Linked DNA regions of Homo sapiens: region 1 is linked to region 2. The links are chromatin loops, found by intact Hi-C in ENCODE. Cell type or tissue: heart left ventricle. All regions are shown on one strand. Links, peaks and the distances in the headings refer to the core of each region. The heading gives the core; the rest is flanking DNA.

Region 1 (2,905 bases), core at 313-2,812, 54 kb before region 2:
AGCCTGATTTTTTTGTCCTGTCTCTGCTTATGACTTTCTGAGGTCCTCAGCAACATGTCTAAACCAAGGGATAGAATTTTTCTATCCTGGCACCTCTAATCCCAGCTACTTGGGAGGCTGAGGCATGAGAATCACTTGAACCTGGGAGGCAGAGGTTGCAGTGAGTCAAGATGGTGCCACTGCACTTCAGCCTGGGCGACAGAGTGAAACTGTGTCTGAAAAAAAAAAATCTATCCTTTGGTTTCCTTTCCACAAACCAGAAGCAGCTGAAAGATAAATAGTCCTGGTAGAGAATCCCAGCTCTCCACAAAGCCACCAGATCAGATCAGTAGGGGGCCTGAGGGAACTTACTGATCCTGGGTTTCTTCTCAGCCTGTGGTCCAGGCCTGACGGCTGAGCTGCCCCTCTTGGGGCAAGAGGTCCTGACCTATTGCCTCATTTCATTAAACCACCAAGTCCCTAGCTTTCTGCAGAGCCTAAGAGAGACCTAAAGGTCAAAGTATCTCTGATAAAGGCCATACAGAGCTTTTAGAAGATAAGCAACTTGGCCACGGGTGTATAGAGGTCAGGAGAAACAGCCAAAATTGGCTGGCGCCACCCTGGCCCAGACTGCAAGTTGGCAGACACTTTTTAGGAAGGGGCTCATAGGTCTGCTGGGCAGGTGCTAGTCTCAGGTTGCCTGAGCCACTCTGAGGCCAGAGTCCAGGAGGAGCCAGGAGCTCTTCTTGTAAGAGTATAACTTTTAACCCTTCCCTCTCAAAACCTGGACTTTGGAGCCCTCTCTCTGGCAGAGCTTGGGTTCAGAAGATTGAGGATCATCTTTTGAACCAGGCCCTGTTTAAAAAAACAAACAAAAAAAAGGGTTGAGGAGTCTTGCCCTAGTCAGGCCCCTTCGTAGCATAGACTAAGGCCCAGGGTGAGGGAGTGACGTAGGCCCTGTAGAATGGGCCTGTCCGGGAAGGCTTCTTGGAGTAAGGAGAGGGTGGCATCAGGTGGGGTGTGGCACGGAGGGAGCATATCGGTAATAAGAACCACATGACCAGACCTCTAATTTAGGCATGGAGGGTGAGCTCAGAGCATGAGACCAGAGCCATGCGGCAGCCGGGCTGAGCAGGTCAGATTTGGGATTTGCCTCTCAGGGCTGGGCCTCTAGTCTAAGTGCCTTGTCCTCACTTCCCCTCTGCTCCTACTTGTGGCTGCTGAGTTTGCTGCTCTCTGTAGTATCAAGGAAGTTCTAGTCCAGGCCAGACTCTGAGAGCCACCCCAGGGAAAGGCAGCCAGCCAAAGGGGTGAAAGTTGAGCAAGGCAGGCAGCTATATTGAGCCCTCACTCGGCCTCTGATGCAGCAATCCATTGGCAGGTCCACCTAGCCAGCCAGACCCAGGCGGCTGTTTACTTTCAGTTTTCAGCTCCTGAGTCAATGTTTATGTCACTTAAAGGGGCTACTGTGGAAAAGAACAGAACTTTAGCCCTCATCCCAGACCAGAGGCTCACTGTTACCAAAGAAGGGGGGAAGACAGTGGGGCGGGGAGAACTTGCCTGGTCTAGCACTGCTTACCTCAGTACAGGAGATCCTGTACCCCAGCTCTACTCAGGACTTTTGGGGCCTGACCCTTTGCCAGGGATGGGGTCTGAGAACAGCAAGGCTTCATTTTGCTCTTGGGTCTGCAGCTGGTATTGGCTCTAGCTCCATCTTAGCCTCTGTGTTTTGTAAGATATTATACCTGGTCAGAACCTCGGCCATATCTGAATTTTATTTGAACCCAGCATAGACCTGGATAAGAAGACCAAACAGAAGTTCTTAGATCCACTTGACAGTGAAGCTAAGACCCAGAGAGACCCAGAGTGAGAAAGCATCTTGGTCTTGAGTGAGTGAGACAGTTAGGTTGGGCCACAGACCAGTGTCCCTTCCACTGCACTCCATTGCCTGTCCTCTGAGAAAGTCCCTCAGATACTTGGAAGCAGGGGTAAGTGGGGGCACCTGTACCCACCAACCCCTGGGAGCATGTGGCCTGTTCGAGGAATCCATCTGGGGGCTGGAGTGAAGAGAACCTAGAACACAGTGGCTGGGATCAGATCATGTTCCAGGCCAAAGAAGAGGGCCAGGCCCTCCTGAGAGAGCTTTTGGAGAAGAGTCTGCATCACAGGGAGCAGACCAGAGAAGGAGCCAAGGGCCGGGATAAGCCCGTGGTTTATAGAGTGCCTCCTCTTGCATTATCTGCTCATCCTGATCCCATTCAGATGCACAAACCAAGGCCCAAAGAGAAGGTGGGTTGCCCAACACCGCTTGGCTAAGAAGTGGTAGAGCCAGGACTAGAACCAGCTCCTTATGCAGGGTTAGCCACTCAATTTGAAGAGCCTCAGGAAGCCCCACATTTTCTTTCCAAACCACTCCTTACACCTTCCACGTGCTCCATTTTCTCCCCAGCAAAGTCTGATCTTTAGCATTGAAGGCTCTTTTAAGACACATCTATTATCAGAGAGGCCTATCATGTTCATGACCTGGGTGTCCAGGTACTCAGAAAGGAACAGGTCCCATGTATGGATGAGGTAGGATTTAATGGGGCAGCCTGAAAGCCCCTGGCCTACTGCCGTGCTTGACACCCGGTCCACAGGAAAGCCAGTTCTGTCCTTCAGCCTAGTACAGTCGTCAAATACCCCATCCCTGTTCCCTGGGAAGGCCCTTACAGATCAGCTCGCTGAAGTCCAAGAAGAATAAGATCAAATTCCCCCCAGACATTCTGGAACTTCCTCAACCAGCATCAACCCCTCTTCTAGTAATAGGTTTGTCTTGGCTGTTCTCCATACCTGCAGCTCAGCCTATCCACCCCCACCACTTTCCTAGCAAAGAAAATTCCTTCCTCACAAAACCTGCACCTCCACGTGGCATACCCTCTCTCTTCAT
Region 2 (2,905 bases), core at 306-2,805:
AGCACCTATAGCAACATATCAGGTGTGGGGAGGTCTGCTTAGGACTTCCATGAGTACAGTCGAGATTTGCTCAGATTTTCATGAACACTCAGGTGACCTTTGCACACGTGAAAGATGCTCTATGGGATTTGTACTTGGGCTCAATCCTCTAGCAATGGGAAGAGCCTCCAGCAATGGGGAGAGCCTGCCCTGAGCCACTCCCACTCCCATCCTGTTGCCATGACAACCAAGAACTTATGATTCCAGTATGGCAGAGGATGCCATGAGACTGGGGCTGGGGGCTGAGATGCCAAGCAGTCACCATTAGTTGATCAAACACACAGCTCCAGCCCTGGCCACTAACAGATACATGGTGAAAATGTACTCCATTCCTCTCTCCAAATCCCAGAGGCCCGGCCCTGAGCCTCCAGCAAGTCTCTTAATCCCAAAGAGAGAAATGAAAGTCAACATATCTAAGCCTCCCCCAGTGCATTCCCCACTGGGGATCCTTCCACTCCCCAGTCGCATGTCCAGATGGGTTCCATCTGTGGAAAGCATGGCCGCATCGGCATCTCCTCTGCTGGGCAAAGGTGGAGGGGGCTTGCTCTTATGCCTGGCACAGGGCTGGGCCATGGGACAGGGCCAAGCCAAGGACTAGACATGAGGCACTGAGGGTCTTCCTCAACCCGTCACCTTGGGGACTATCTCCCAGCCCACCCTCCATGCCCACTGTTCTTTCTTATGCACGAGGCATGCACCCTGATGAAATCCTGGGAATATGGTCTGGTAAAGCCCAGAAGGAAGAATTCAGAAGAGACTCCTCCCATTCAGAGCCTTTCCAGTTCCCACGGGGATGGGGCTGAACTGAAAGAAAGGAAGGGAAAGAGCCTGTCCCAGTTGGGAAGGCTGCAGAGGGCACTCCTGCACTAGGAAAGAACCGGGCTAATGTCTTCAACTGTCCCTTCCGAATTTCAGATTCCGGAATTCTAACATCCTAGGTCTCTGAATCTAAGGTTCCATAATTCCATCAGAGACCATCCCTGAGTCCTCCCACCCAGGTAAGGGAGGAGGCAGCTGCTAGGCTGCAGGAGATAGGTGGCTCCCGGGAGGAGCAAGCTGAGTACTCACCCTTCTGGAGATCTTAATTTTTTTGGTGCAGCCAAAGAATAAGTCCTCCAGGGACAGGTAGAGATCCCGTTCGACTTGGGGGTCCTGCTTCTTGACCCCTCGGCCCTGGAGCCCCCCAAAGTTCAAATCTACCTCACTTCCTTCTGCATCAAAAAACTCTGCAGGAGGTAGGGAGAGGAGTAAGAGAAATTGTATCCAGAGACCCAGACATGCGCGCGCGCGCACACACACACACACACACACACACACACACACACACACACACACACAGCCTCCCTATCCAGATATGCTCCCCAACCTCTTCAGTGTCCTGTGTAACACCCAGCATCCTATAACCACCTCTCAGACTGGCCAAGCCAAGGAGCTGTCTTCAACTGCAGATGCAGTGATTATCATCCTTTGCCATTTCCCACTGCTTCACCTCCCCTTGGGACATTCCCCCCCCACCCCGCCCAACGCTTCCCCGTCTCTCTTATTCACAACTCGGATACCGTAACTCTGGCTGTCTCAGGAAAGGGAGGCACTCCCTCTGGTGGCCGCGCTCAGGAGTGCCAGAAGAGACTGCTGGTAGTCCTCGGCAGGAAGGTGAGAGCCTGCCAGTCCTCTCTACTCTTCCCCAGACTCCATAACCCTTCGCTGTCCAGCCCAGCCCAAGATTGCTAAAGACCCCAGACTCAAGTTTCTATAAAGCTGTCAGCTGAGATGGGGGAGGGAAAGGGTTGGTCCCTAACAATTTGAGAGGCCACCGGCATTCCCCAAACTCCTCTTTCCTCAATTTCTTTTGCCCCTGCCCAGCTCTGCACCCATAACCCCTCTTGCTGCCCCCATCCTTCCTCCCAGTGCAAAGACAGCCCCATCCTGGCTCTGCCCCTGATGTGCTGTGTGATCCGTGGGCTTCAGTGTCTTGGTCTGTGGGATGGGGTAATAATGCCTGACCTGCCTTCCACCATTAAGATGAAGAGCTAAAACTTGCTGAGAGCTTACTATGCGTCAGGTGCTATTTTTGGAACCTTACATTATTATTTCATTGGTCCAGGGAGCCCAAACAAAACGCTTAAGGTCCCGTAGCTAGTAAGCAGTAGAGTTGGGATCTGAACCACAGGACAATATGACTACGGAACCTGTGTCCTTAACCACTGTGCCACGCCGCATCGCTAGATGTGGAAGCCCCTCATAAGCTGTAAACTCGAGGGGCGCTATGGTTAAGAGTTTTCATATTCTGCCTCTCATGGTTAATGCCATGGAATGAACTTCACAGGCTAGAATGGTGAAATGACCTTAGGCAGGGATGGTGAGGTGACTACACTATGTCCCTCTAAGATGCGATGGGCAATCAAGAGGCCTGAATCTTCTGGTCCTCCTGTTGCATTGCTGAATTCACTTGTTCACCCAGACCTACAGTGTACCAGGCAGTAAACACCCCAATAGCCAGTCCACAGGAAGCCCAGCCCCTCAACCCTGCAGGGAGATGGGACTCAGGAACCCTTGGGGTGGAGCACTATGGCAGTATAGCTTCTGGGCACTGCCTGAGGAAGCCCAGACCCTGAGCCTGACCTTTCCCAATGAGCGATGCCCTGTAGACTCACTTGGCTCCTTTGAACTGAGACAGGTAGGGAGGCAAGGTCCACTGTATGGCATTTTTGGACTGCAAAGCCCCTTTCATTTTTTTTCTTTTTTCTTTTTTTTTTTTGAGACAGAGTCTCAATCTTGTTGCCCAGGCTGGAGTGCAATGGCGCAATCTCGGCTCACCACAACCTCCACCTCCTCGGTTCAAGCGATTCTCCTACCTCAGCCTCCT

Evidence for each region. Peaks named below come from ENCODE experiments on the same cell type or tissue, not always from the same donor. Only the 100,000 strongest peaks of a DNase experiment are listed, where the experiment ranks them.
Region 1: a loop joins it to region 2, with 7 times the contacts of the local background. A loop is called at or near these places in 23 of 110 quality-filtered maps.

Annotation. Positions count from the first base shown.
Region 1 is chr11:74,017,008-74,019,912 of GRCh38, reverse strand. The region is part of intron 32 of C2CD3 (C2 domain containing 3 centriole elongation regulator); the gene reads left to right. Among named protein-coding and RNA genes, the nearest start is that of UCP3, 9.4 kb to the right of the region's middle. In heart left ventricle, for the core only: no CTCF peak of the experiment used is centred there; a DNase peak (open chromatin) is centred at 1,272; H3K27ac peaks cover 2,144 bases.
Region 2 is chr11:73,963,238-73,966,142 of GRCh38, reverse strand. DNAJB13 (DnaJ heat shock protein family (Hsp40) member B13) reads right to left here. Exons shown (of 8, transcript NM_153614.4): 4 at 1,108-1,265; 5 at 1-5. Among named protein-coding and RNA genes, the nearest start is that of DNAJB13, 14 kb to the right of the region's middle. RefSeq lists silencers at 1,375-1,464, 1,485-1,594. In heart left ventricle, for the core only: a CTCF peak has its summit at 1,653 (motif pointing left); a DNase peak (open chromatin) is centred at 1,632.